Linked DNA regions of Mus musculus: region 1 is linked to region 2. The links are chromatin loops, found by intact Hi-C in ENCODE. Cell type or tissue: heart. All regions are shown on one strand. Each heading gives the region's core, and the rest is flanking DNA. Links, peaks and the distances in the headings are about the cores only.

The links. A loop is a pair of places that touch in the nucleus more often than their neighbours do. Peaks named below come from ENCODE experiments on the same cell type or tissue, not always from the same donor. Only the 100,000 strongest peaks of a DNase experiment are listed, where the experiment ranks them.
Region 1: a loop joins it to region 2, with 7 times the contacts of the local background. A loop is called at or near these places in 22 of 42 quality-filtered maps.

The regions. Positions count from the first base shown.
Region 1 is chr10:14,049,396-14,065,389 of GRCm38, reverse strand. The region is part of intron 1 of Hivep2 (human immunodeficiency virus type I enhancer binding protein 2); the gene reads right to left. Among named protein-coding and RNA genes, the nearest start is that of Gm51759, 70 kb to the left of the region's middle. In heart, for the core only: a CTCF peak has its summit at 8,117; a DNase peak (open chromatin) is centred at 8,299; H3K27ac peaks cover 1,575 bases.
Region 2 is chr10:13,958,354-13,974,347 of GRCm38, reverse strand. It overlaps Hivep2 (human immunodeficiency virus type I enhancer binding protein 2), which reads right to left and starts at 7,969. Exons shown (of 9, transcript NM_010437.2): 1 at 7,651-7,969. In heart, for the core only: a CTCF peak has its summit at 9,520; DNase peaks (open chromatin) are centred at 8,667 and 9,547; H3K4me3 peaks cover 1,908 bases; H3K27ac peaks cover 1,470 bases.

The DNA.
Region 1 (15,994 bases), core at 6,709-9,208, 93 kb before region 2:
AGAGACTTCTTCATTAGCAAAGATAAGCTGTCCTTATTATTGTTCCAGAGTTCCTGCCACTAGTGTGACAAGACGAATGGCATATGCTTTGGTTAGTAACTGATTCGCCCATTTATCTCTGTGCCATTGAGAATACAACTTGAGGGTCTACACTTGCAAGCTAAAAGCTCTACCATTGCCCTGCACCCCCAGCCCACCCTGTGAGAACATGTGTGCACACGCACGTCTGCATCTGTGTGTGTGTGTGTTTTAGTTTTACTAAATCAACAAATACTTTGATGGACTGCAAGATGGCTCCACACATTCTTTATCTTCGAACACCTAAAGGTGTGAAAGTATCTGTGTTTCCTTTTTTGTTAAGCCATCCTTTCAACGACATCCGAATGCCAATGACACCCCAGGTCGTGATCCAGTTCGTGGCTATCTGCCAGGAACTGACATGTCCAGGAGCTTTGGCATTCCCTTTGGCCGCTTTCTAAAGCAGACGAGGACTCGCCCCTCATGATGCAGAACTCACTTGAAGAGTCCTCTCTTCCTTACTGCATAATTTCTTCTCATTGTGTGTGCATGTGTGTAGCGAGTTCATGTGTATTTGTGTGTGGGTGTACGGACCTGCATATGCACACGTGGAAGCCAAATGATGTCACTGTCTTCCTCTCTGGATCTTTTGAGACAGGTCTCTTGCTACACCTGGATCTCACTAAGTGGACAGACTGGCCCCCTAATATACACCTGTTTCTGCATGCCAGCACAAGGATTAAACGCACACACACACACAGATGCAGACATGTGCACGCACACGTTCGCACAGCAATGGGGGAGGGGGGGTGTCAGGGCCGAGGTAGACTAGTTGCAAGGGCAAGGCCGCGAGCTGTATTCCGACCACTACAGAAATAAGCTGCATGCCTGGCTTTACGTTTATATGGAGATGGTTGGGGATCTAAGGTCAGGTCTCAGTGTTTGCTCACCCACTGAGCCACCTCCCAGCCCTCAAGCTTAAAATTCTTTAAAATCTTTTTGTTGTTATTGTTTTTAATTTCATTTTGTTGTACAGTGTGAAATTGACCTGTACAGACATAGAAGTCTAACATCCCTTTCCGGTCTTGCTCACTTCTTAGACAGAATATGGTTTCCTTAAATTATATAATTTTTGCCTCCTGAGAAGTCTTACATTTCTGAGTACAACCAGTTATTAGGCCCATATGTTAAAAGCCTTTTCACCTACAGAGCTGCAGGCATCTTTTCTATATCTGTTGTTGGGGGGTAGCAGTGATTTCAAATGACTAGAGGCCATTTTCAATGCTTGCAAAGCACCTAAAAGTGGTACTGTTACCTCCTGTCAAAGTTCAAGAGCAGTAAGGAAAATACATTATTCACTCATGAGTGACTTGGTTACAAGGCTGTCAGTGATTAGCACAGAAGACCCAATTGTGTTGCCTGTAAGCCAAGGTGGTCAAACCAGGAGACATTGTCTCAGAAATGTTCAGTTCCTTACAAATACACAGTGATGCATGCAGTTTTACATGGGCATTACAGTCATTCCCCAGCAATCCTATACTACAAACCACAGAAACAGTTACAACTAGCTGAAGGGGCTGGGACTGAACTGCCTTCCCTCCATCTTCTTTTCCTGCTGCCCACACCACACTTGGCATTAGCGGTGGGGGATGCAGGGGGTGTGACTTAGTCATCGGTATTTTGGCCCCATCAGGGAATGGAAGAATTCATCTGAACATTTCGACTAGTTTCAAGTTAGAAAATGTCTAACCCAGCGAATGCTCTATGTCTAGCTATGACTTGACCATGCTTGTTACCCATTGGACTGTCTCAGCTATTTATATGCAATAAATTCAACGAATGGACAATGCTGGTCTTGCATGCCTGGGCCTTGAGGGGTACTTTCCCTGGTCATACACAGGGACCATGTTTTGTGAGTTTATGGGATGCTCCCTGGGGCAGGGTAATACAGGCTTCCTACAGCACTCGTGGAAGTGGCTCACAGCACTTTACAGGAGTAAACTTGAGTCACTGTGTCCTTAGATGCATGAGCAGTCTTCCAATACTCGAAGGACCAGAAACACAGATAGAAATGTGTGCAGAGAGAGAACAGACCCCAAATATTGCCAACTTCACAGTGTTCTATCACCACTATCACTACACCTAGCAGCTTGGTTAGTACAGCCGCCCTGCTGAGTTAGTTACTCATGTGAGTTTTCCTTAGGAAAATATAACAAAATTGCAAGTATCTGAACCAGGAAGACACTCCTACTTCTGCAACCCAAACACAAAATAATCCACTATTTGCACCAACACAATCATATTGAATACATAATACTTAATGCCCTTGTGCTGTATATGCATTCTTGTTTTTTTACTTATTAATCTGTAAGCAATCATTTATTTCCATGTGTTCAGACAGCTCATTTTCACCAGCCACATATTGTTTCTTAGAGTTAGAATGATGTCGTTTCATTCATTATCCCTGTACATGGGACTTCCTCACATGCTCTTATATGTGTCACTAGAAATAAAATGCTATTTTGCTTAAAATATTATCAAAAACAAAATACTATTAAACCAAAAGGTGGGAATACTTTATGAACTTATATTTAATGCATACCAAATTATTTAAAGTACTTACAAAGCAGCCAACAATAAATAAGTATTCTAATTCAGCAAATTCCCTGACTTTGATGCTTAAAAAAAACACTTCATTCAATATCAGTTGTACCCCAAAATCTTTTATTATTTTAATGGTGACAAAAACTATTTTATCATTTAAAAGAATCTTATTGTCTTTATCTTTAATGAAAAATTTATGTAATTTGACCATGTTTAGGTCCTGGTTTTAGTTTTATAGTTATATGGCTTTGTGGTTCAGGAAGGGGAGTGCACTCGCAAGCCAGTGTGCATCTAAATATGTAAATATGTGTGCAGATTCCAATGGAGGTCAGAAGAGGCCATCAGAGCTCCGGGAAGAGCTGCAGACATAGGCAGTTGTGAGCCAACTGCTGTGGGTGCTGGAAACCAAACTTTCCCTCTATAACAGCAGCCAGGAGGTGGTCTCAGCCCTGCTTGCTGGACTGCTTTGCATGTGTACACTGTAGCCTAAGGAGTCGGTTTCATGCTTCACTTTTCTTCCCTTTTCATTCTCTCCATCCATATACTGAAGACTGAACTTGGATTCACACTGTGTAACACTGTGTGACTGACACTGAAGTACACAGTTCCATGTTGTCCCAGGGGAACATGCACACGCTGTGCCACATCAGTTAGCACTGTGTGCAGTGTGTCTGTGTGTCTGTGTGTCAGTTAGCACTGTGTGCAGTGTGTCTGTGTGTCTGAGCCGGCACTGGGATAACCTCCTGCTCCTGGGAATTTTTTCTTACACTCCTTGATCCTCATGTGTGTTTGCAATGCCTGCTTTATCCCAGGTTCCTCTGCCTTCAGTCCCTGTATTATATGCTGTGCACTTCAATCATACTCTAAGAACTTCCATTTAGATTATGGTTAAAATTGCACTGTGTAATAAATACAATGGTTAGACATAATAAGTGGAAGCATCTCTTCTGGACTTTAGTTTACATGTTAACCAGGCACACTAGATTATAAATTATCTCTATGTGTATGACACATGACTTTCGCATTTAATGTATGCTCATCTTCTGTTAGTCTCCTTGTCTCTTTCCCTGATCCCATTTCACTTGCTAAAAATACAGCATTCTTATCGCGCAACTAATTGTGCTAATTCTCTTTAAGCCCCCCAGAATAATATCTCTAAAGGTGATGAAGCAGTGATTAAATAGAAGGTAAGTATTTTTTTTTTAAAGATTTATTTATTTATTATATGTAAGTACACTGTAGCTGTCTTCAGACACACCAGAAGAGGGAGTCAGATCTCATTACAGATGGTTGTGAGCCACCATGTGGTTGCTGGGATTTGAACTCTGGACCTTCGGAAGAGCAGTCGGGTGCTCTTACACACTGAGCCATCTCACCAGCCCCCGAAGGTAAGTATTTTTAAGTCCTATCGTAAATAAAAAAGGTTTAATTTTCTTGACAAACCTGACATCAAACTATTCATAAACACAAGTTCCAAAACGAAACCCTATCAGCCATTTTATTTTCCCCTTCTGAAGAACCATGTAGCTCATTTAAAACAAGAATGGATGGCTCAGACAGCTTAGCACAAAGTATTTTCCTTTCTTTTCCTTATCTGGTGCCTCCTGATTCTTCTGTTATTTAGGTTTGGACTCAAAAGACAAGGAAAGCAGAGTGTAAATGACCTGAAGCAATAATAAGACAACCAGGCCTGGTGACATCGGCCTATAGTCTCAGCACCCACAAGGTAGAGGCAGGAAGATGAGGAGTTTAAGGCCAGCCTCGGCTACGTCTCAAGTTTGAGACCAACCTGAGCAACATGAGATCCTCGTACAATAAAAATGTTTTAAACTTATTTTTTGTACTGAAGACAGTCTGGGATTTTGCTGCGCATGCTAATTATAACCTTATGTCATTCTCCCTGATTTAGTGTCTACTATGTAGATACTTGAAAATAATCGTACATTTCAGATAGCCTAAGTGGTCCATACATCCAGACTCTATATTGAGAGGTAAGAGGTCAACACGCAAAAAGGAAAGAAAGCAGGTCAACTACCTCTATGAGAGGGAGTACCGAAGGACCGAGGCTGGCTCTGTGTTGACTTGAAAAGCTACTTTATGTGTCAAGTTGTGTGAAAGTACGAAATACAAGTGACATGTTTCTCTGCTTTACTGAAGAAACACATAGAGAAAGGCAGATATTTCATCTGAACCATGTTTCCTGAAAGACTGCAAGATGTCTACAAATTTTCTTCCCTGGAGTTCAAAATAGCACGCTGAGTGGGAGTGAATACTTTGAGACAGAAAGAAAAAAAGGAGAGAAAGGAAAGAGGGAGGGAGGGTGAGAGAAGGAGGAGGAGAAGGAGGAGGAGAAGGAGAAGGAACTAAGGAAAGCAGATCATACTGTCTAGTACTTGGTGTGAGCTGTCTGCAAGAGGCTATTTGAAAGATGTGAATGATTTGTGTGAAATAATAGTTTGAGTCATTCACACAGAGTTCATATGACTTCATACAGAATCTCCTGGTCACATCTAGTGTGTGTGTGTGTGTGTGTGTGTGTGTGTGTGTGTGTGTGTGTGTGTGTGTGTAAAAGTGGTCCCTGGCTGTCTTTCTCCCTTATACTCTGAGACAGCATATCTCTGAACTTGGAGCATGCTACTTTGATAGTCTAGAAAGACTAAACTAACTGCATCATAGGTACAGGAGAGGTAAGCAGTTCTCGATCATAGCCAGATACTTTCCTAACAGAAGGGCTGCTGAAGATGTCTATGGTCTTGGCAGGGCTTTCTAAAACACCGTCAACACGGGAGTTTTTAAAATTAAAATGGTGTTTCTGTATCCTGTAGGTCTGAAATGAGGCCCCCAAGATGAGGGCCGAAGTCTGAGAAGCAAGATTCTAGTTAATAGCCAGTCAACTACAAATGCGTGCTAAGTACCAGATTTTCCATTAGTCACTGAAGGAAGTCTATGATATGAACACTGAACAGTGCTTCTCTCTCTCTCTCTCTCTCTCTCTCTCTCTCTCTCTCTCTCCCTCCCTCCCTCCTACCTCTCATACATACACAGAAAGAGGAAGACAGAGAGACAGAGATAGACAGAGAGAGTGTATGTGTGTGTTTTTAAAAGTGGGTGCTCAATGCTAACATGTGTGCTAAGGATCCTAAGAATGATAACTGCTGAGACTAGGGAGAGTTCAGTCTAGCAAGCATCAGCTGCCAATGGCTTCAGATATGCTGAGGATACAGGCACTAGGGTAGAATGGGAAGCAGACAGAAATGAAGGAGAAGGGCTCCCAGGGCAAGCAAGAAGGTAGAGTTAGCCAACTAGGGCACACCTGCTTTGAGTCATAGATTCCCATCACTGGAGACTTCCAGCCAGAATTCACTGTTAACCAGGGAAGGCAAACCTCAGCTCTGCCTAATAGTTTCAGGTCTGAGAGTTACAAGCCTATGCTGAGGACTGGATAGCTTGCCTAAGGCCTGTGCAAGTAACCTCTACTGGCAACAGTAACAGTGTTAGGAATGTAGCTGTAAGCCTGGGAGCAAAACCTATCCATTCCTTTTCTAAACAGGGATACCAGTGTATACACAATGTCTCTGGTCAACATTTGTCTTTAATGGCAACAAATTTAACAGCATTAGGCAACAACTTTTTAACTGTGGCATAATTAATAATTTTCTGTTAGTGTCTGAATATTACTTTGGTTGCAAAAATAAATGTCTCTTCTCCTGTAAAGTACTTTGGGATGGCACATACCCACACAACACCCTCAACGACAGCACCCTTCTTCCTTTTCCTCCCACACTGGCTGACAATAGGAAGCAACATACCCAGATACAGAATGAAATCATAAATGAATTATACCTTGGGTTTCTTTGAACTGCCTCTGAGACATTTTCCTGCTAGCCCACATTAGGGTGTATATATTGCACAATGAATTCAGTGGTAGAGCAAGAGGGAGCTGAAAAGATCTATCAAAGTAAAACTTGCCCAGTGAGACTACTCTGAAGAAGGTACCTCGGGGCTGTGGGGGCCTAACTGCCACCAGTTAATGCAAGAGAAGCAATTGGGAAAGGACTACTAGGATCCGACACACCAGCATCCCTAGGTCAGGTTAGCTACCTCCCCATTCTACTTCCATTGGCCATAGAACAAGCAGACGCTATCGCCGCAATAAAACACTGAGAACTGGGCTTGGAATGCCACCGGGTACTGTGCTTCATACCAACATTCACTGGCTTACTGTGTCAGCTGACCCAGCGGGAGATGCACCTGTTCTAGCAAACTCCGCTGTGCTACCTGTCCCCACAAGAGAGATCAGAACTTAGGCAACACGTGATCCTGTCATTTCAAAACCCGGAGGTTTGAACATCACAAGATACCTATTATGACACTGGTACAAGGTAGGGCCCTGGAACTCAGCTTTCTCTAGTGGATTATCTCCCTCCACCAGTCCCACTAAGGCCCAGACATTCACGCACTCACTGATGGTAAGAAAGTGTTGTCAGGGTAAGGCTTCTAAATGAAATCTAACTTATGAACAGTTGTAGAACGTAAGATTACTGTACAAACAGGTGATCCCTGGTAAGACCACGGAGCCTGCCTTCTACAAACCTTTCCACTTTCTACTCAGAACCCTCAGAGCCCTTCCTGGTACCCTCCCTTAACTAAGTCATGTGAGCAAGTCAACTTCAACGATCTCATTTTGCTAAACCCACAACAGCAAAAGCAAAACCAAAGTAGTTTCACTGGAGGTGACCAGACAAACAAACAAAACCAAAAATCAAACCCCACCGTGAGCTCTTGTAAAAAGAATTTAAGAGGAAAAACAAAACCAAACATGACATCTTGAGGCTGTATAAACTTGAAAAAAGAAATCGCTGTCATGGAGGTGGGGCTTTGCTAGAACAGTCTCCCCTATGTGGGAAATATCATTACCAAATCTAGTGAGATACACAGCAAGTGACTCTTGCTATGTAAATCAGGACAAGACAGAATTCTGAGGCAGTTTCTGTTTGAATTGCACTGGCACTTCTCAATAGAGACCATCTGTAATAACTCTCCCTCACTGAACACCCATGAAGGATGCACAGCTTTGGGCTCGTCCTGGAACGTACAGAACCATTCCATACTCCTTGGTGGCTAGCTACCACTGTAATCTTCCGTGTTCAGGTATCCCCTACATTTAGAACTGCCCCAGGGGACCACCAGAAGTCAAGAGGTTCTATGTGCAATAGCATGGCTTCTAACAACGAGCTTGGAGCTGTGGTTGAAACAGGGTTCAGGTGAGTAAGACTTCCCTTGCCAGACTGATGTCTTTGGGAATCCTGCTGCCAGGCCTAGACTAAAACAAGGTCAACAGTGCATCCCCCAGAGGAAGCTGTTCAGCTGGCTGAGTTGGTTTCCCTGAACCAGGCCTAGAAAACCCTTCTGACTAACAATAGACCTGGCAAGGAGCTGTTTGTTGTCTTCCTCCACGCAGAGGGGTGGATCTTCCTCCCAAGTGACAGGCGGGGTACAAACCTGCCTCCAGCAGACACCAGAAGAAAGCACAGCTAAGCCTAGCAGTCAAGGACAGCCCCTTGTGGGTCAAAGGCAGAGTCTCGGCCTCAGGACTAGGGCTATGGAAATGTATACTGCAGACAGGACATCCCTCCTGGCACTCACTGTGAGTGAAGCCCAGGCCACAGCAACAACAACCTGGCCAGAGGACAGCCTGCACTGCACATCAAAGCCAGAGGCCCTGGGAGGCTGGCCTGCAGCCAAAGATGCTGGGAGCCTCTTGGGGAGTGCACTGCCTGGGACAATAGGGAAGGGACCTGGTAGAATCTATGAATTCCAAGCACTGGGGAGGTCTTCTCAGAGATCCTGCCCTCTCCTGTCAGAGCCGTGATTTAATCTCTTTGAAGAAATAAAAAAGGAAAAGAATATACATTCTCCAACTTCTCTGTTTGAAAGACAGACACCACAATGCAAGCTGAAAGCACTCTGGTCCCTATAGCCTGCAGCCAGTGTCCAAAACAATAGAGCTAAGTGAGATGTGGCGCCCTCCTCCTCCATCTGAACATGGGCTTTAAGTGAGGGGAATAATCTCAAACATTTAAATGCAAACATCACGGTAGCGCTGCTACAGCCTCCCAGATATTTCCCACCAATTCTGTTTAATTAAGAGTCACCTCGAATGTTAATTATAACCTGACAGCTGTATGATCTGGCAGGGCACAGCTCGCAGGTCCCCTTTTAGGTAACAAGGGTTTAAGGTGAGGCTTCGAACTCTGGCTCACAAGCATGACACAGGCTCCTGCTTGAGAAGGACCTACTCAACAGAAACAGAATTAGCTGGGGACTCAACTTCGGCTCACAGTTTTAAAGGTAAGCAAACAGGAGACTGAACCGGAAACAGACCCCTGTCCAGTACTAGGGTTCTGTGAACAGATCAATCTGGGCTGGAAAAGGGCTTTCAGTACAAACTTGAAGATCTGAGACCCAACCCCAGGCGCTCCACACATATAACGGCAGACACCCATTGCTGGGTGGCCTTCTGTCTTCTGGCTAGCTGGTTTTGTCTCATGGTTGATCTCTGGGTTCAGAGTGAGACCCTGACTCAAAAAATAGGGTGGAGAGTGGCTGAGAAAAACACCTACTGTTGACCTCTAACTCATACACACATAACATGCATGCACTACAAACCTATGAAAGAAAGAAAGAAAAAAAAAAACTTCCTTTCCATGGTCTTGGTATGTGAAGGATGAAGGCTGCCACCCTTCAAGATCCTTTCAGACAGAACAAACAGCAGAGACTCTTGCAACCTTAAAGTGGGTGGATCCCCTGTGAGAGGCTCATTAGAACAGAGAGGGCCTGTCAGGTCTCTTTCGAGAGGAAATGTATGCGAGTTGAGGTCACTCAGCGCTAATCGGGCCTGTACATCACGGCTGTGAGGCCAGCAGCATAAGCTCCATTAAACAAGCAGTTTATCATAGCTCCGCCTGTCATCCCTAATGGCATGCTGAGGGAGGAATAACTTCCAACTCCTTGCTAATCCGGTGTGGGGATGCCAAGGTACAGTGTTTTACTTGATTGCATAAAATGAAGAGCTATTTTCAGCCTCTGAATCACCGTCCTGGCCCCTGCATCAATCCTAAAGCTGTATTACGATCCTTTCAAAATCTCTTTTCTCTTCCACTTTCACTGATGTTGACATAAGCAAGCATTTAAAGAAGTTGTGGTAAGCCTACAAAACATGAAGCTGCTAGAGGGAAGAGGACAGAAAACACAAGTTGACAAATATTTACCATTTATAGTGATCACTATTACAGTGACAGTGGGCAGCCAGCACTAAGCAGAACTCCAGGTCCCAAGGTCACAAGCGATTTTGTTTTAGTCACTCCTGAAGAGGGCTTAGAAGAAAAACATAACAGTAATGGAAATTTTAAAGCTTCTAACTGATATAGGAAGAACCCTCGCTATTTCTGTGATTATTCTCCTGGGACTTGTACTGACTGTTCGAAAAACAGGATGTTTTGTTTGTTGTTCCTCATAAAAGACAGCCAAGCCAGTATCAAGACTCAAAAACCATCCAAGTTGCAGATCCATGTAAAGTTTGGAGATATTCAAAAAGCCAAATGGAATTTTTACTCATGTATTTAATTTTTTTTTCTCTTTTGCTCAACGTGAGATGACCTCGGGAAGTGAGTTTCTTGTTATTATGGATGCCAAAAGGGAAAGACGGTTACATAAGGGCACTTTGCACCCTCTCCACATCCAAGCTCCAAGAATTCCACCCTAACTACAGCTGACTCTTCATAGCTAAGGCTTCATATTTTTAAAATTAGCTCAGATTAATGCATTATAACTAGATACTGGGTTCACGTAGTCTGAACAGGCTACATCCAACCAATGAGGACTGATGGCTTTTACTTTTTATAAAACCAGAAAAGACATGGCTTTATTATCTGAATGCTTAACAAATTTTACTGCTGAAGAAATACAATTTGATTCCTATTTTAATCTCTGTGACATTCTGAGGACCCCAATAACAATTCTCTCCTGGAGTTGCTGCAATGTACAGCAACTGTGATGAAACCATTCACACAAAAAAGATGAATTTAACAGGACTGGATTTCAAGCTGACCTAAAGTGAGGATAGCCACACACACCGAGTGCTATCTGGACCTGGAATGGCCTCTTGATGAAACTTGAGTTTTCCTCCAAATACTTTCTTCTACACAATGGAAGGATGGGTGCCCCCTCCCCGATCCTAATGCACAAGAGAATGTAGGCCAAACGGGGAGGGAGTGTACAGCGCAGGCGGCTCAGCAAAATGAAGCAACTGGTTGGCTTCTGCTTTCTCCAGGCACTGGTTTTACAAAGGGCCTGGAGAGAATCAAATGAAAACTGCCTGCTGCTATCATCCCATCACAGGTCTCCATTCAAGCCCATAAAGGCCAGAGGACACTCTCCCAAAGTTCTACAGGCTACATTTAACTAAAGAGCCTTGATGATGATGATGATGTGTGTATGTGGTTTATATGTATAATTTATATATGTTTGATGTATTTATGAGTTATATATCTATAATATGTGTGTGTATATATGTAACATGCAATATATTAGATACCATTTTATGTAACATATAGAATATAAAGTAAATATGGAATATATAATATATAATGTATAATGTATAACATGATATATAACATGACATATGATGTGATATATGTATAATGTATAATATAGGATATATAATGTAAAATGTATAATTTAGAATATAGAATAAACATAGAATATATAATATAATGCATAATATATAGTATATATTATGATGTATAATATAATGCATGGTGTAATATATATTATGTAGAATATATATTAGGCACTACTTTAATATCTAACTATTCCAGTCTCTATACCTGACTATTTCTGTCATCTGTTAGTCTTTTACGCACTGTGCTATGATATTGAAAGGTTACAAGAATTATCTTTGACCTCAAAAAAAAATCACATAATCAGAGTAAGTATGAGAAGTACAGGCTTTCATGTCACTGTAGGGTCCAAGGAGGGGTAGATGGCTAGTGTCAGGAGAGGTCTGAGAGAGGAGACTCTTAGCATTCATCAGCCCACGGTTGTCAGAGAGACAGAGAGAAAACCCAGTGTGAAAGGAAGTCTGTTCAGTTGGGAAACAAACTCACACTGATGTGCCCTCGGGCATATCTGAGGTAGAAATGTCCAAAGGGAGCAGCTGCACTTCTGGGTATGGAACACGGCGGATATGTGTACATATACAACATGAAAATCCAGCTGCACAGAGCGAGGCTCAGAACAATGGGCCCTGGGAGAACACTTCAGAAACGGCAGGCTGTGAGAGGTCCTTCTGGGGGCTGAAATTTGGTTTAATTCATAATGAAGACAGGTATGTGTAAGAGGCATAGAGCTCCAGAAACAAAGGAGGGAGAGTCAGCGATCATGAATACAAATCCGAATCCGCTGACATCAATCTCCAGCTGCCACGTGCCCGTGTAGCTGAGCTGCAGAAGTAGGAAGTTATTGCGATATCAACTTAGGTGGTCAAGAATATGGCGTGTTAGGAACCAGCAGTGTGGTAGCTGGGAAAGCCCTAGGGCCTGTTTTATCACTTGCTTTTTTTTTTTTTTCTTTCCAAGATGGAAGTGATTTCAACATTTTTCAGTTTCCCATGTTGAGAAGTCTTTAATGGAAAGACCTGAGGGAAGAAAATAACAAAGTCCTAACAAGATTTTACAAGATTAAATTTTGGCCACAGTGAAGAAATAATTATGACTTGATTGTGTTAAAGTAAAACTTCAAATTCTCAACAATTAGCTAACCACTAATATTGATTTATGGACCTCGGCAAGCCTTTAATCAAAGGAATACGCTGTTCAGCCATGAAAGGAACCGGTAAGAAATCACACAGAACTGTGGTAACCATACATAGAGAAGTTCAAGCAGTGGTGGCTTTCCTTCCACCAGATATTTCCAAACTGAAAAGAGCATCCACATAAGTCCCTGCTCTAAGGCAGCATTTTAAATACACGCAATAACAACCACTTCCATTGGAAAATCTAACCAGCGTTATTAATGTTTAAGATAATATTTGAGACAAAGAGGGGAGCCCAGAGCGCCCGGCTAAAGAACTATTTCTCTGGAGTAGGTTAGTCCTAAGCCTGGTATAAAGATAGCAGTGACAGGCCACGGTCTGAACGAAAGAAAGTCTGAGAGAAAGTTCTCATGCCAAGCACCTTAAGGTGCCTCAGCACCAAGACAAACCAATGCGCTGGGCCCTATCATGTTCTCATCTTGAAAGTCATTTCAAAGCAAAGAAGCTGTCACATCGAAAAAGTTCAACAAGAAACTACTCCAACTGAAAAACACATTACCCTCTGATGGTTTGTTCTAACTGGTGGTGCTCACTGAAAACCTTGTTATTATTCACGGGGTTGAAAATTCAGGGGCGTGCATGTGTTCCTTTAGACCTTAGAGCATTGCATATGAGCCTGGTGTCTGAAGAATATAAAAAGAGCAGATGTCTTTTACAAGTTACTATTTTTCTAAGTATCTTGCTCTTAAGTCTTAAGAAGTGTCAGGAAAAAGAGAGAAGAGAAGAGAAGAGAAGAGGAGAGGAGAGGAGAGGAGAGGAGAGGAGAGGAGAGGAGAGGAGAGGAGAGGAGAGGAGAGGAGAGGAGAGGAGAGGAGAGGAGAGGAGAGGAGAGGAGAGGAGAGGAGAGGAGAGGAGAGGAGAGGAGAGGAGAGAAGAGAAGAGAAGAGAAGAGAAGAGAAGAGAAGAGAAGAGAAGAGAAGAGAAGAGAAGAGAAGAGAAGAGAAGAGAAGGAAAGAAATTAAATACAAAACTAAACCAAGAAGGAACAACTTCAGCGAGCCTGAAACACTGAAGATCTGGAGACAGATGCTAATTCCTAGCCAAGAGGAGGGTCCACTTGCCTTCAGTCTGGGTCTTGACATGTAGACTCACACGTATGCCCCAGGCATTACCCAATGCCTTTATAAGATACAACAGCTCACTTTGATAGTCCAGACTCTGTTTAGGCCGCCCTGCTTTCTATTAAATTTTTAATCTTCCTACTGGAAATGTTAAGTAAATGAAACATGTAGAAATACAAATGAAATCTGAACCCTCATGGAGAACAATGAAAGTGACTGGCATTTACTGAACCCCTGGGCTCCAGCACCCTGTTAAGTGATTGCTATGTGTTTCCCATTAATTTCTTATAAAACAGGTAAAATTATTTCTTATCACCACCTCACTGTTGCCCACGCAAGGCCTCAGGATTTTGAGATACTTGTCCATGGTTATAAAGTGCTGAAGATGTTTATTGATTGGTTGGTTGATTGATTGATTGATTGATTGACTGACTGATTGATTGATTGATTGATTGATTTTCTGTATTTATGTATTTGGAGGGTTGAACCATCCAAGAGTTGGTTCTCTCCTGATACCATGTAGGTTTCTGGGATCAAACTCAGGTTGCCAGGCTTGGCCATAAATCACCTTTACCCATCCAGTCATATCAAAGGCCCTAAAGATTAGTCTTCTAATCCTCTGAGACCGATTTAGGCTCTTAAACAGATGGATACGCAGAGTGGGAATTTAAGAAGCTTCAAGAAAGACAACACAACCTGGCCATGGCATCTCATGCCTTTAATACCAGCTCTTGGGAGGAAGAGACAAAGGCAGGCAGATCTCTGTGAGTTCAAGGCCAACCTGGTCTACAGAGTGAGTTCCAGGACAGCCAAGGCTGCACAGAGAGACCCTGCATCAAAAACAAAAACAAAAACAGACAACGTACCTTGCAGTCATATGCACCCCATTTTCAAGGTCTTACTGACTCGTGTAAACCATTAAGAGCTAAAGACATGGGTTCATACTGAGATGCTATAACTGCCATGGCCCGTGACCCTGCAGGTCACCAGATCCCTTCATGGTGATTCGGTGCTGTCAGACGTGGAAAGAAGCTCAGTCCTGCACAGCCAGCACCAAAACCAAAACCAAAACCTATCTTACGCAGCTCAAACCACCGTTTTTCTTCACTCATTGTCTTAATTGATTTGGCTGTAAGAAGTGCCTGTTACTCTCTGATATCAACCTATCAGTATACTTGAGAGACTGTCTACACCTGTGTCCCTCTAGATGACTTGGCAAGCGGGTGCCATGACCTCTGTCTCTAGAAATGACCATCTATTCCTGCTGTCCTTGCTTAAGAGCAACAATGAAAAAAAAATACATGCTGCTCTTTTAAATTTTGCAGTAACATAATTATTGGAAAATGCCTGTAATTTTTCCAGGGAAAAATTAGCGTTTACTTTTCCTTTAAAAAATGTTCCCTGGTAGGTTGCCCGTGCTCCAGTGGATGGCCATGCACATATGAGCAATGCTAATTGGACCCAGTGGACTTAAAACCAAAACAAAAGGGCCTGGTGTTGGGAAGAGGGTATGGTATTAGAGACACCCAGGAGGAGAGGAGGGAAGGACTGGGAGGAGATATAACCAAGCACACTGTCCATTTGTACAAAATTCTCAAAGAATAAATATAAACACTCTATACAAATCTTCTTCATGATGAACTGGTTTTTTTCCCTTCTCATTTATTCACTGATTCATTCAACAAACAGACGTACAGTGCTGTGTGGCATGGTTCTGATGCCCACAGATCTCCGAACTACTGAAAACCAACTGTGACTGGTTGGTCCCATAACAAAGGACACACAGTGTCTGGATATTATTTAATGGCATGCTCTCTGAAATTCAAGACCGGAAGCCCCCAGAATAGGAAGTGTCCACCAGGCTAATATTTCATTTCTAACACTATCCAATGTCTCGGGGCAGCCTGAACCCAACTTTAAAATCATCAGTAAGGTGTTCTAGAAACTTTCCAAAGGAAGTAACTGGCTCAGCACTCTCACAGTCTCGCTTTGTCAACTGTGCCTGTCTACAGTGTCCATCTTGACAACTTTAGAGGGAAGGGAGAATGCACACAGGATAACGGGAACTCAGACCGTCTAGGGTCCAGGAGGAGGGGTCTCCTGGTGTGACACACTGGAGATTCCCATTTTCATCATTTGACGTACAAACAAGGACTTGGGGGTTTTGTGCTTCTCTTGTAACTAACCTTTTCTTAGTTTCATCACAAATTTGTACAGCATAGGTGGTCTGCTTTCTTTCTCTTTAAAGCTGAACTTGTCTGGTTATTTCTTACAGTCATTGGTCGTTGGGATCTCTATTCACAGTGACTATTCTTTTCTTCTCTTGGCAGACTGTGCATTTGGTAAAGATTGTGCTCCATGGCATGTCCAAATGGGATCGGAGGAAATATTTGCACGCTTCCTCTATTCCTTAGAAGAGGAGCAAGCCACAGCTGTT
Region 2 (15,994 bases), core at 8,468-10,967:
AAAGTTTCTAGATGACCCTCCATCAGATATTCCCTCCTTTCATAACCTCGGGGCAGTTGAGTAGATTTCACCCTGTTCTGATCTCAAATCCAGGTTCCTGAAGCATTCGATCTTCACTGGATCCCTGGGGTGTGGCCAGAGGTTGCTGAGGGAACCCATGTACTCAGTGGTGAAAATGGTTGGACTTTATATATATATATTTATTTTTGAAAGACTCACAATCACACCCCATGGATTGGCACTGAGCCTTGAGTTCAAACCCTGCTCCACTAATGACTCAGTTCCTCTACTGTAAACACAGAGATAGTAACACCAAACTGTCTCCTGGTACTGGTGAGATCACAAGCAGGCAGTAGTACCTGCTATGGGGCCTGTCATAGGACAAGAGCTCTGTAAACCTCCAATCCTGTCCTCCTCACTTATTTGCTAAATTGGCCCTGGGCCAATTTTTTAAGTGTTTTTCTTTTCCAGTCTGGTAATACCATAATTGCAGAATAAAATGACATTGCATCCCCTCTAACGACGAAGTAGAATTTTTAAACTGATAGAATATGCAGACTATGCGTTGGAAGAGGCTCGAGAAGCCATCTGTCCCAATCACTTTCCTTTCCAAATGAAGTCCGGAGAGCTGGGATGTCTGGCTTCCAGGTTGTCACAAAAAGTTCCCTGCAAAGACAGAGCCAAGCCTTTGCGCACTATACTCCGCTATACCTTCCCTGGCTCTTGCCTTCCACTGCAGAGGCATGGCAACACATGTAATTTTCAGACAATTAAGAAGTTAAAATAACCTCAATTTAATTGCATCCAATTAACAAGGCAAATTAGCGTTTCATATGTACACTATTAAACTAGTTGTCTGGCTTCCAAAAGAAATAAAGCATAGTTTCAAATGAATCCCCCATTTTGGAGTACAAAGCTACTTACAATTTAAATTACCTTTCCAATAATCTTCCTTATATGGAACTAGATAGTGTCTCTATTTTAAAATGTTTTCACGACCTACCTAGGTAAGAATTAGCAGTGTTACTCTGTATCTATCAGTATTTTCTCTCTTGCTGAACACATATGATTTTCTATGTTTCTATGTTTGTATGAGGGCATGTATACTTACAGAACCTCAAGCTATTACAAATGAGGGTGTATCCACGTTTGCCTGAAGCCTAGGTAAGCTGCCAAAAATCCCAAGTTTTTTGCTGGCCTTTCACATCAAGTGACTCTGCCCCAATGCATAAGATCTCCCATGACCTGCTTTCTTTTGCCAAATGAAGCTTTGCCTCTAAACCCGCCACTCACTATCCAACAGTGCCATGGACTTAGATACACCTGATTACCAATAAAAACAGTGTTCTAATAGCTTGCTCGTGAATCACCTAATCCTTAAACATCCCCGCCCCAAAGTACAAGCATTCTATGATTGTAACTAAGAGCACTCTTACACACTGGTATTTGATGGTCCTTTGCACTCCATCGCTGTGACTATTTTCTAGGGTGAAACTTCATTGCTTCAAATAATAATGAGATAATTCGCCTAAAATGCTGCTCAGACCAGCATGGGCAATGTTTAATAAAGTATTTTAATCGCTTTGTTTACTTACTTCCAGTTAAGGTAACATTAAGATAAAGCCAGAAGAAGTCTCACTGTCACACAACAGAGACAGCTTCCATATTGAACGTTACATGGCGTTCTCAATAGTCAGCCTCCGTGTGTGTGTGTGTGTGTGTGTGTGTGTGTGTGTGTGTGTGTGAATTTTATGGCAATCTGACCAATTCCTTACCACCAAGAACTTTATAAACTAAGTCACACACTTCAAAGCACTGTTGCTCGGGCCCAATCCTCAGGTGCATACCGACTTCCTCCATAGACTCTCAAGGTCCAAGAGATTCTAGAACCAGCTACCTTTCCAGGATTGCCTGACTCTCCCAGCCCCGCCTCCAGCCTATGCCCCGCCCCACCTCACCGCCTCCACTCTACCCTACCACACCCGTTCATTTCTTTTATTCAGCCTTCAAAACTCCCAGTTTTAAATCCTCTCTTCCTTCCTTCTGTTCTTTCCAGTTTTGGAAGCAGGAAGCTTCCACTTTTATTCTTCCAGGACTTGGACGTTTTAATTCTATAGTATAAGTAAGGTTTACTGGTAAATGATACATCTTCTCCAGGCTAAAAAAGAAACCTGAAAGTTGGAGGTAAGTGATGTGTTGTCTTGCAGTGAGGTTGTCTACAGAGTCCGGACTTGAACTGTGGACTGAGACTTACATCTTCCAGTAATAAATAAGATGGAGATTGTGTTAATAAAATGATACAAGTGAAAGGAAAGCTATCCTCACAAGTCTTTGTTTCCAGTTCTTTTCCTTCAACATTATGTTACTCTGACCCCAAATCATAGAAAATCAAATGCTGACATTTGCAGTCATGTAAATAAATTATCTGGAGAACTGTAAAGCTTCATTCTTCACTAGTTGTTGAGAAACACATAGTTCATACATGGCTCCAAAGATTAATTGGTTACTTAACACAAAGACCCTGATTTAAAAAGCTCTGAATTTGTAGTTATTTATCAATTGGATCAATAATACAGGCTAATCCAGCTTATTAGAGTCCCCAAATAAATATTTTTGAAATATAAACTCCGTATGACTACAAATAGTAGTACAAGCTGAAGTCAGCGCATCCAGTGCCATTAGAAACTTCCATAGGGTCAGAACCGATTGACTGATAAACAAACACTACAAAGGAGATGTCTGTTATCCATCTTCATCCAGCCCCAGGACATTCACTTTCCAACAACCATCTTCTAGCCTGGCCAATAACATGGCCATCAAACAGCCTAATTTGCTAGGAGCGGGCCTCATTTCTGCCTGGTTGGATAATCATTCATGCGGTCACAACCTGCCTAGGAGGAGGCCTGACCCTCAAGGTCTGGCCTTATCTTGTTATCGCTTCTCTCTTGCTATCAGCCCTCCACCCCCGTTGGCTTGATTTCAGCCCCAGAACACAGGGACATCTCCCAACCTCATGACAATTACATTGTTCTTTCAAAACTTTCCCATCCTCTTTTCTTTACTTGACTCTTGCTTCCAGACCAAGGTGACAGAAACTCAATCAGCTCTGGTTCAGTTCAAACACATAGCCAACCAAGGCCCACGTTACTGGATCATCACAGAGAAGTCAAATTTGAATGGGGACAAGAAACACATCCCCTTTGTGAAGCTTTAGATTAGGTCACAACAATTTAATGCTAAAATAGTTTTCCAAACGACCTAAAAGCTGTCTAACACCTTTACCAAATACTGATTTTTCAAACTGTTTAAGTTTTACCATAACAACACAAAGGCAGCACCGCTCTGTTGTGACACCAGGAACCAGTAAGAAAGTAACACCATTTCTCAGACATTTCCTTCAAGCACATACAACTTTGTTATCATAAAAGCCTTCCTATCGTTTTTTTCTTTTTTAAAAAAAGACTTATTTATTTTATCCATATGAGTACTCTGTTGCTCTCTAGACACACCAGGAGAGTACATCAGATCCCATCACAGATGGTTGTGAGCCACCATGTGGTTGCTGGGAACTGAACTCAGGACCTCTGGAAGAGCAGTCAGTGCTCTTAACAACTGAACCATCTCTCCAGCCCCTCCCTATTGTTTTTTTTAATACTCTATGTTCACCCACAGTTTCAAAGAAAAACCCTCACGAAAGCATCAGCATTAGTGAAGACCTTCAGTGACTAAAACACACCCACTTAACCTGCACAGTTTGAGGTTCCAGATGAAACCCGAACTCCAGGAAGCAGAGTTAGCAAACTCCCTTGGCTCCTCTCTCTGATGCCACTCTAAAAGTCACAACACCAACATACCAAGGCTTAGTCAAACCACAGACCCACAGTGAATTCACATGCAACTTCGTAAATGAGAAGTCTAATTCTGAAATGTTCAAGTAGAGGTATACAAGAGAGCCACTTCTCCACCTGCAGGTCTGATATAAAGGACTAAAGTAACAAAAAGTTCTCCCTGCATTGGTGTGAAGTAATGTGTGAAAACTGTATGATAGCTAACAGGAGAGGAGCAAGCCTTTCGACCCACAGCACATATCCAACTGCTGTGAGCCACATTCCCAGTATTAGAACAGTCACCACGCCAGGTTACAAATACTTCACATCTAATACTGCGCCACACTTTCACCATGCCAAATATTTTCTACCAGTCTTTCCTATGTTGAAGTTTTCAAAGTAAACTCTGCTAGCTACAGGTACCAAGTCAAGAGCTGAAAAGAAACACAAATAGCAAACTTATTATTTGTTGTTGTGGCTGAAATGAAGTCCTTAGCGCGCGCACACACACACAAAGACATACACACACACAGAGACACAACACACTGCCGAAGTATAAAATAAAATTCATCATTTTACCGGAATAAGCATAGGGCACTCAACCTGACTTCTGAATAATGTCACAGTGCCAACAGTTCAAGCTGACACATGCGCTATTACTCTCCAAGGCACGCCTGCGTATATGTTGTCTTCTGTTTTGTTTCATAGTAACAAGAAGATCTGTAAATGCATCCCATGGAAAGGGAGCTGATCAATCAAGAGATTCTGCTAGGTAACCTTCCAATGTAGCCAAACAGGACCATTTCCTTATGTGACATGTTACCAGAAATAAATTCTTCTTATGGCATTTATTACAGAAATGTTTTATCTATGTCAATACTATTTTGCCAACCCCCCATCTAACCAGTTAAAATATAATCTGTCTTATATTTATAGTATATAACAGTACATATCCTAAATCTGTACTATCATTAATATTGACTACCATCCTCCTTAACTGTCCCAAATCAACTTTAATCTACTTAATTTTAAGCAACTTTAAATACATAAATATTAGTTGGTACTAATAATTAATCTAATAAAATACAATCACTGAAACACATTACAGATGTCAATTGTGTTATGCCCCTCCTATTCTCAAAGCAAAAAAAACTATATTAGATAATTTTCAAAAGAGTCGGCCCTGTACTATTTATTTTATCATAACATTTATTTTAATTATATATACTGTAATCATAATGTTTTATTTTTCTGCACATGAGAACTATACTGCCCACTTCAAGCCTAGTGGTCAAAGAGATTATGACACTCGAAGCACACTGTCCGTCTGTGGATATTGCAGACTCCCTGACTGCTTGGAATAAGAATGCAGTTGTAACCTGATATCACGACTCGTTAGGGCTCCACCAGAATTTTCTCTTAGCAATAAAAAATGAGTTCTACCTTATTCACATGCACAGCGTTCCAGTTTTAATAAAACTGCTGGACCCGCATCCTAAAACTCAAACCCAGCAAGCCCATTATACAACCGTCTTAGGTAACTTGTAACATTGTATCTTGGCATGCCTATAAGACATATAAGCAACCAGGCATTCACAGATCCTAACACATTTATGTATGTAACGATATGTGAATATATCTAAAACAACTTGGTTTGCTCAAGGACAAATAGAATCATTATCACTAAAGGAAATGGGTCTAAAGTTCCATGGCCTTTTTCTGGGGGGGGGGGTACTGAAAATGTAATTAGTATGAATCTTATTAATACTTCAAGTAATTTCTGGGTTTGATTATTCAGGCAAAAGAAACTGCTGAAGAGAAAAAAATAGCCCTCGAAAAGGACTCTGCATTGACAAGAAGAAGAAGAAGAAGAAGAAGAAGAAGAAGAAGAAGAAGAAGAAGAAGAAGAAGAAGAAACAAAAACAGCCCTCCTGTGAGTTATTGAAGTCTTGCTTTGGAAGTGGAAGAAAGTACCAATATAGTTTTTAAATAGAGTTATTTTTAAAATGGCAGAAAAGGAAGAACGAAAAAAATCAGTTCAATTTTTCTATTATAATGAAAGGACCGGAAGCAAGCCTCTCTGTGTTCATTTTAGGCCTAAATAACTGTGCAGAGCATAAGGGTTTTGCAATGTCAGTTGCACACACAGCTTCCTGTGTGAATTCTAAGCCATTACAGGTGTCCTGGGGTTTCCAGTGTAACCTATTATCAAGAGATTCCTCTGGTCGCCTCTATGCTAACCCCTCTGCCCTCTGTTCTCAGCCCAAGCACGTTTCTGCGGGTCTCCTCCAGGCGACTGTATTACAGACCCTTTCTCTTCTCTGCGTCTCCGAGGTGAGAGCGCCCACTTTCCCTTGGCGACGCAAGTCAAAAGCTTTCGCATTCAGAGGACTAGTTCCTGCAGTCCTTTGCACTTAGATGCTTTCAAGTAGGCGACTGAGGAACCACTACAAGAGACCCTGCTTCCCCTCGGTCTCTTCCCCACTGGGAGCCGCATCCCTGCAGCACAACATCCAGAGACCCTCTCCGACCTTCTAGCCTCCACAGAGACTGAGCGTGGAGGGTTGGGGTCGCATTTTCTCCTGTCCTCTGCTGCACTGGATATGTTATGTAAGAGGGACAGGACGCGGGAGGCACATGCGTATAAAGCGCACCGATCTGTGATAACAGCTGGGATGGCAAGGCTGATCTGGAGTCGTTCCCCCACCAAATACGACAGACACATCACCCTCACCACACACACACACACACACACACACACACACACATACATAGACGCTATGTTTTCCTGTCTTAGCCCTACCAGCACCAGACGCACAGAATGGAAAGGAGGGGGTTGGGGGTGAAGGGAGGTGAGAGGTGCGGCGGCAGCAGCACATCTGCTTTGATAGCAGCCAGCAGAGCCGCCGCGGCAGAGAGCCCCTCGTTAACCCCCTTCCTGTGGCTGCACCACGTCATGGAACATTCCCGGAACGGGCCAACGTTCCACCCACTTCAGGGAACAGACATAAAGGCGCAGACCCAGCTCCTCGCGGTGCACTGCCCAAACACACATGTTTCTTCCCGATCCCCCGACCAGAAGCACAAACAAGCATGCAATCCGCCCCCACCCGTCTCCAAGCGCCGGGGGCCAGCCGGCGGCGGCTGGAGCCGCTCTGCGGCCGGTGCACCCGCAAGGCGAGGGCGCCTCCGCCTGAACCTTCCATGGAGACAGTCCCCTCCTTCTTCGCTTCCTTCCTTCCTTCTCTCCTTCCTTCCTTCCTCGCTCGGGAGGAGAAAGGAGTCACAGAAATGCCCAGCGCCAGCGCCTCCGCTGCGCTCGCTCGGCCGCAGGCCGGCAGCCCGGCCCTTGCCGTCCGCTCGCCCGCTCGCCCTCCCGCCCGCACCGCCCCCAGCCCCGCGCCGCGCCGCGCCCCCTCCCCCGCTACTTGACAACGGACCGCCGGCCGCGGCAGCCGCAGCGGTGGCCCGGCGGTGCGCGCCGGTGCACGTCCCTCATTAGTAACCAGGCACATTCCTGCCTCCAGCGCTCCCGCGCGGCCCCCTCCCCCCAGGACATTACGCAAAGCAGCCTCCCCTCATCTGCATAGAACCTCGGCCAGGGTATTCCCCGCATTTCCTAATGCGCCCGACCCCCCCCCCCTTGCTTAGGTCTCCCCCATCCCCGCCTCCTCCGACCCTTACCCCTGGGCCACCAGGAAAGCGGCCGGGGGCGCGCGCCGCGAAGGGGGCGATGGAGTTGGGCGAAGGCGATTTCAGGGTAAAGTGAAACAAGCTCGATCTCTGGTGCAGGCAGGAAAAACACAGAACCGAGGCCACTTACCGAGCCGAGAAGGGACCTAGATTCCCGCCGCTCTGCTCTGCCAGCGGCCGGTGCGCCCTCCACGCACCCCAGGGCTGCACCCAGTACCCAAGAGTCGAAGCGTGGAGGGAGGCTGCTACCCAGCCAGAGGACCTTTCAAGTTGCTCGGGCTCCGGGCAAGCTTCAATGTCCAAGACTCAACTTGGCAAATACTTGTGCCACAGTCACCGAAGATGTCTTTTTTTTTTTTTCTTTTTCCTTTTTCTTTCTCTTTTTGCGGAGACCCTCCTCCACCGGGGAGAGACAGCGCACGGCGGCGCCCCGCTCTCCAGCTCTCCACCCCCTCACCTCCAGCCCGCCTCCCGCCGGCCGCCAGCCTCCCGGCCGCGAGCCCCTCGGGCGGCTGTCAGCTCCCGGCAGTCCGGGTGACAGCGGCCGAAGGAGGGCGCGACGCGGCGGGCGGTGGGGGGGATCCTCGCAGCCGCGGCGGCCGCTCACCTGTAAAGTCACCGCAGCGCAGGAGGAGGAAGAGGAGAGAGAGGAGGAGGGGAGGAAAGCCCCCCGGTGCCCTTGTTCTTGCTGCGGCGGCTGCTCCTCGCCCAGGCTGAGCGTGTCTGGTGGGGGGTGTCTGGTAGCATTTCCTTAAGGACAGAGGGAGGGCGGGCGTGGAGGGAGGGAGGAGGGAGGGAGGCGATCCCCACCGCCAGCCCAGGCTCCTCTTGTCTTTATTTATATATTTATTTATTTTCGGACACTGTTAGGAGATGGAGCCAGGGCGGGGGCCAGGGCCGCTAGGCTGGGGCTTGAGCCGCAGGACCCGGGCCGCAGTTTGTCGGCGTGCGGGAGCCGCAGCGGCCACCTCCCCTCCGGGCTGTGGACGCACCGGGTTATTCCTGGCAGCGCCTCCCCGAACAGAAGTTACTAGGAGGAGTGCGCGGCGAGGGCGGGCGGGGGAGAGGGGAGGGAGGGAGGAAGAGGGAGAGACTCAGCCAGCGACGTCATCGGATCCCCCAGCGCGTCCCTGGGAGGGAGGCTGAACCAGAAAAACCAGTCTGGAGCAGGCCAGCGGGGCGAAGGATGTGCGACCCGGACTGGCCCTGATGCGGGCGCGCGGGGAGGGAAGGTCGCGGTCGCGCTCTCTTGCCTCGGAGCCGAGATCTCCGCTGAGAGCGGGTATCGGCTTGCCACGCAGAAACACTGGCGAGTCTGGAGCGGTCTGAGAATTTCCTACTAGGGTGTGGAAACCTCCTTCGCGCCCATTCCCTTCCCTCTCTAGCCCCCTTTCCCACGTACTGGTTCCTTGTGATCTGTGGGATCCTTACATTTTGCCCGCGTACCAAGGATTTCTCGCCTCTTCACCCTCCAGCTGCACTCACGATTTTGTTAACAATTCGGGTGGTGGTGGGGAATTATGTTGCAGCCCCTGGAGCTCACAGTGTGTTTCACTAGCATTTTCCGTGCCGGGGCGGAAGCACGAAGTTTTCACGAGCTCGAAACGCCCCAATTGCTTTCCCCGGGGTCACTCCCCAGGGCGCCCCGGGTGCACCCTGCTCAGGAAGCCGCCCGCCCTCGTCTGGGTATTCAAATAGGCTAGGGCAGCGGTGCGGGGAGCAGCTGCCGGCTTCCTGGGGGGCCGAGCGGGGGAAAGGGGGCGAGCTGCCACCTCCAGCTGCGCGCTTCTGGTTCTCTGCTAGGGACTGAAATCACACCCAGCCCTGGGAGAGCTGGGCGGGGCTGGGGGAGGGGAAGGGAATCCCAAGCGAGTAGGGGCCGGGACTCTGGCTTCCTCCCCAGCCCGGCAACACCCGGGGGACACCGGGGCTCCCTCGGGCCGTTACCCAGCGTGTGTGGACTCGTGTGCACCCTCAAGGGAGGTTCCCAAGAGGTCGCTGCGCTGGAGCGCAGACACTGGCTTCTGGGCGGTGCCGGCGCCCGGAGCGCCTCCTCCGGGTGGGCTCTCCACGGAGCTCGACCGCGCGCCGCCCACTCTTTGGATTCGAGCGTTCAGGAGCTCCCGGGGCCGTAGCACCCTCTCCCCACCCGCCTGTCCGCGCCGCCGCCCTGCCCGGGGCGGAGTAAACAAGAGACGCACAAGATTTGACCTGGCGCGACCCGGCTTTCTGGCCGGGGTTCCCCCGGAGCAGGTGACTCCGTGGGAGGGGTGGAAATTAGCCTCTGGAATTCCGGGCCTGAGACTTGAACTCTGGTTCTGCTTTAAGGCAGATAATAACTAAGATGTTTTAGGTTTCCATTCACAGTTTTCACAGTTACCGAATGTCAAGACATTAAAAAAAAAAATCGCTACCCTTCTCATTACAAGTGAATATATTAAAAAGGAAGGGCCGCCTCTTTAATGAGTTGGAGAAAAACGCCTTTGGTTTCGTTTTGGTTTTGGTTTTGGTTTTGACCTATAAACAGTATTATGAGAGTCCCCATGTTGTGACAGCATTGCTGTGAAGAGCAACTCTACAAAATGCACTTTTAGTCGCTTTTGGAAGAAGAAAAGTTGGAGATATGCAATAAACTTAATTCTGTGTGTGTGTGTGTGTGTGTGTGTGTGTGTGTGTGTGTGTGTGTGTGTGTGTGTGTGTTTAAATGGATCTCAAACTCGGCCTGCTTCCATTTAAGCAACCTCTCCTTTCATTGTGTAAGTTCCTTGATATTCAGCTGCCCGTTGCCTTAAACTAGAAAGCCTTAATAGAAAAAAAAAATCTACCAAGCATCATTTTAAGTTACATCTTTTAAAATCCAAATGTGATTTTTAAAAAGTTCCACCCCCACACTCTCCCTCTTTCTCCCACTTTCATGTCCACACGCTAAAAGTCCGTTTTATTTAATTGCTTAATAGAGAAGATTACTCCGTTTCTTTAAGAATCCAATTTCTTTTCAGCAAACACAACAGAGCAGCTGCCCAAGCACTCAGAAATTGAGCAAACAGAGAGAGTAGCAGGCAGCTTTGCTTTGGTGAAGTGAATATTAGTTGAAAACTTAACCACATTTTAAAAGGCTAAAGAAAGTAGGATATTGTGACTATATGCAGGTAAATGAGTCATTGAAATACATACTTTTAAAGGGAGGCAATTTATAAACAGTTAAGAAGTTCTCTGATCCTACAATGGAAGGACCACTGGAAACATTGTCTCTAATCAATCTTCGACATTTTTTCAATGATTGCTTTGTCTGAAATTTTTCAAGCTTCAAGGAAGAAACTGTGGACTGAATTGTTGAAGGGACAACTGTTGAAAACATGTATCAATGCTAATACCAGCTAACAGGTGACCCTGTGGGAAGGGCAGAAGTTAGCCTCCGGAATTCCTGGCCCAAGAACTGAACCATAGTTCTCCTTTAAGGCAGGCAAACCACCAATAACTATGGAATGTCAACTGGGACAACGTTCACTACCTTTCTATACATCAATCACTGCTTTCTCTCTAATAGGCCCAAGATTTGTCTCTTGCAAGCCACTGTGCACAAAGTGTAAACCAGTACTAGCCATTCCAAAGCCAGATGCCCAGTGGGACATTGGGCTCCTGTCTCCCCCCTCCTCATCTTCATCTTCCCCACACGTCTCACCTGCCTGGCCTGCTGTTTCAGCTTCTCTTGGAAAGGTGTACCACTGATCTAAGCAAATCTCTCTTATAATTCATATTGTATATCTATATTCCCAAGCACACTGCTCACAATCTGGATATTTGATTGCTTATAAGATGGGTAGTATAATAAGTGAAAAATTCTCCCTCCAAAGCTAAAGATGACGTTGGTTAGAAAACTGCATACTACTACCCCCAAGAAAAACCCCATGGGAAGTGAGGCTAAATAAGTCACAGGAAATCCAGCTGGATCACCTCTGTGGAGCATCAGCACCGACCAGTTCCACCCCATCACTCACCCTGTTCTCAGCATTTCTCAGTTTCAAAGGACAGAAGATTTTGGCACTCTGCATTGTGAGGTATTACGATACTAAAATACAAATGATTCTGGGTACACTTACAGTTTTTCACCCTGTGGCAAGAAGAAAAATTGCTATCACTAAAAACACATGTATCGAGTGTATGCTATATACTTCAGACACACCAGTGAGCAAATGAGGGAACCATGAATCAAGGAGTTTGATTTCTAGTCAGAAGAAAGAGAGAAGAAGCAGGGTATGTAATAAATATGAGAATCATCTGACTGTATAGGACTTTGAAAGGTGAAGACACTCAGAGAGGAAGGAGAAAAGGCAAGGTAGATTAATCATGTAGGTGGAGGGCTGCGTAGTCCTGTTACTATGTCAACCACTCAGGTCAGAGAGACATGGCAAGAGAATCTTGCTACCTGGGATTAATGGAATCATTTAGCATTGCAAGTATCTGGAGGAGAAGGATTTTCAGGAAATAGAAAAGACTAACCTAAGGCCTCCAGCCCCAGAATGTGTGTAGACCCCAAGGGGAGAAGGGTAGGCACGGGGTGCCTGAGAAAACAAAGTGAAATGGGCACTCCAGGCTACCATAAGGATCCCTCCCACTCTAGGACAAGTTTGAAGACAGGCAAGTTTTATACCACCCAGTCCCCCTCTAAACCTGAGACTGTGTTTCTAGCAGATAACACAGTTAACCATTACTGCAGTCTAGTGCTTAAGACCTACTTCAACAGGTCACACAATCTGATCATCAAAAAGATACATAAAGTATCTAGAACCAACCCTGTTGCTAACTGAGGCTTTTGTAGTCAAATCCTGAGCTCTGCTATTAAGAGCACATGAAAGATGAGGCTGTTTATCTTGCAGTTGACAGGAAGCAGCAAGAGAAGTGTGGTGGTTTGAATGGGAATCGTACTCGGTTCATGAAACTGTATGGGAAGCATTAGGAGGTGTGGCTCCAGCCACCTGTTCCCATGCCTTCGCTCTTTCATTACAGATTCTAACCCTCTGGAACTGGAAACTCCATCTTTTATAAGTTGCCTTAGTCATAGTGTATTGTCACAGCAGGAGAAAAATCATTAAGATGAGGAGAAAGGAATGGGGTCATGAGGTAACCTCCAAAAATAAACTTCCTCCATCTAGACTCCTGACTCCAAAGGTTTCCCAACATCTGTCAAATAGTACAATCATTTGGGGAACAAGTGTTCAATTGGTAAGCCTAGGAGGGAACTTCAGGTTTAGAAAACAGCATACCACCATCCCTGATCACCAAGGCTTATGGACATTTTATAATGCAAAATGTTTTAGTCTATCAAGAAGTACTCCCCAAAGTCTTCAGAGGTACAATACTTAATTCAACGCCTGCACTGAGACTCACAGCAAACTCTTAGCCATGAGGGCCTCTAAAGTAAAATTAAATTTAAAAAAAAAGAAAGAATACTTAAAGATACAATAACTGCCAGGCAGTGGTGGCACACCCCTTTAATCCCAGCACTTGGGAGGCAGAGGCAGGCAGATTTCTGAGTTCGAGGCCAGCCTGGTCTACAGAGTGAGTTCCAGGACAGCCAGGGCTACACAGAGAAACCCTGTCAAAAAAAAAAAAAAAAAAACAAAAAAAAACAAAAACCAAAAAACAAAAAACAAAAAGATAAAGATACAATAACCTGCCTACCCTAAAAAAGAAGAATGGGAGAAAAGGAGCAGGGAGGATCAGATGTGAGCAAGACTGAATCCCATCACAACAAACACCGTGTCCAGAAACGGGGCCATGCTGTGGTGTGAAGTGAGTCTCAGATGCTTGGGTAACCACCTCAGTTCTCCAACATCTCATTTGCACCCAAGTGGCTTTTGTCTTAAGCTGACTCGACTCACTGCCTATTCTTTTCCTCTACGGCTTTCTGCGCTTTCCAATCTCAGCTGTACCATTACAGCTTTACTCACTGCCCTCATAGGGCAGCCGCTCACATGTCTGGCCTCGAAGGCTTCCCTTTTGAGATCAGGGTGGAAGCCTCCATGACCCTGTAATGTTGGCATCACGTGGCTATACCATGTGACGATCCATCAGTTAGATCATCTTTGGCCATAGCTGCAATGGCTTCTAAGGACCTTAGAGACTGAACAATATGCAATGAATCCAGAAGACTCATCTTCCTAGCTGGCCCCAGACTGACTCTGTTCAAGCAGGACCCCTCAGAGGCTCTCTCCTTTCAAGGGGAAACTTTCAAAGGTATGGACATATTCATATTTTTGAGTCAACCATGAGTGGCATGTGACTAATTTCTACAATGCCTCAAAAGCACTTTTCCCCTACTGTCCCTTTGTGTATACACATATATATGCATATATGCCGTGTATATATATAATAACCAGCTATATGTATACATTAGTGTATATATACATATATATTTATATATGGTTATAATTGGCTGCATTCTGCCAGTTTAAAATGAGAACTGGCAGTAAAAATGAAAGTAGAAAGATAAAAGAGATTAAAAATTAAAGACTAGTTATGTAATAGGAAGAAGAAAGAGATAAGAGTCAGGTGTATATGTGTGTGTATACACACATAGGTAGTTGTATATGTGTGTGTGTATATATGTATACACATACATATATGCATATATATATACATATACACACACACACATACACACAAATATATATGTGGGCTAATCTCTTCAGAAACCACATGACCCTTACCTCTAACTTTCTTCCCACTTTAATTATAAAACCATGATTTTTAAATCTTCCTACTTTCGTTTTTGCTTCCAGCTCTCACTATTGACTGACTAAATGCAGCCAGTGATAACCGTGTCACAACCTCAGTGCTGTGCTGGCTTTAATTTTCTTCATCAAATTAACTACACTAGTCCAGTCCTTTTCCCTTCGCCTCACCCAAAGTCTCTGGGCATGAATATAAATAAATTACTTACCAAAGTGTAACACAAATGCCCTCTTGCCCAAATTCCCGAGAAACTCCACATTTCAATCTAAGATCATGTGAAAACAAACTTTCCTGTCTGTATTGTTGTTACCTGTAGTCTGCTCCTCTGAGCCTCTCCAGTCACCCTGCCAGTTCTGCTTATAACACATTGAGCTTCTTTAACTCACTTCTTCAAACTTCCAAATACTCACCAACAAGCCAGTTCCATTGCCTTATGGGCCAAATGGTCAGGCCTTAGCAACAGAGATATCCCCTGTTGTCCACTACAAATTTCTGCATTACTTACTTTTCTTATCACTATAACAAAATAATGGACAGAACCAACTGAGCCACACAGATTTGGGGCTTGTGGTTTTTAAAGGCCATGGTCACTCCATGTCTTTGGCTTCATGTCTTTGGACCCATGTATGGACAAGGCCATTGACCCCATGACAGATAAAAAGCAGAGCTGCGCCACAGAAAGACCAAGTCAGCAGAGGATGTACTTTTCACGGACAGGCTTCCAGTGACATACTTTGTCCAGCCCATCCCTACCTTGCAGTTGTGTCACATCTCAGTAGAGCTTCACCTCATCACACAAGCCTTTGGGAGCATCTCATTTTCCAACCACAACCCAAGGATTTCTTTACCTGCTGTAGCTAGAAATTTGGAACTCAGCAAGATGCTAGAAGCAGGTGTGCTTCTTCCCCTAGTTAGATCGCTGGCCGTTTCTCGGTATTTTTTAACTCCATTTTTCTTTGTCCTTCAGTCAAACATTTGGCAGCAAGGTAGCAGAGCTTCCAGTTTGGCATCAACTATTTTAGCAGTCTCACTGGGAGAAGATCTTCCCTTGTAGCTAAGGCAGCTTCGGCCATGCCCTTATGTCTGACTATTCATTAGCCTCAGGTGGAGCAATGATCCATTTGGTTGCAATTGCACTTGGAAGACTGAGACATTGCTCATCATTGAGAGGAGTCACACAGATTTGTCTACTACATCTCTAATTCTGCCTTGTTTGTTTAAATTAAGAAGTTGAGCGTAATGATGTATCTGATATCTATAACTATAAATTCTGTATGGACTGCAGTACTAAATGTTACTCTAAACTTGTGGCAAATGTGGTTGGGGAGTAAGCCCGGTCAGTAAAGTGCTTGTCTTGCAAGCATGAAGATCCAAGTTCAAACCTGACAACCCCCATTTTAAAAGCCTGGCAAAATGGCATGCACTTGCTATCCCACTGCTAGGGAGGCAGAGACAGGAAGATAGCCAGGGCTTGCAGGCTATCTAGCCTCAACTACTTGTGAGTTTCAGGCGGAGATACTGTCTCAAAACTAGGTGAACAGAGCCTGAGGAGTTATACCCTAGATTGTCATACACACACACAGAGCGAAAATATAATTCATTGACATGCCATTTCCTCAGACAAATTTATGGATCTTAAACAACAACACAAAAAGAATCGGCCACTATACTGTTCTGTCAAATGTATCTTCCATTTTCCTGTTCATCCATTTTATCTGATATGTGGAGAAAATAGCTAA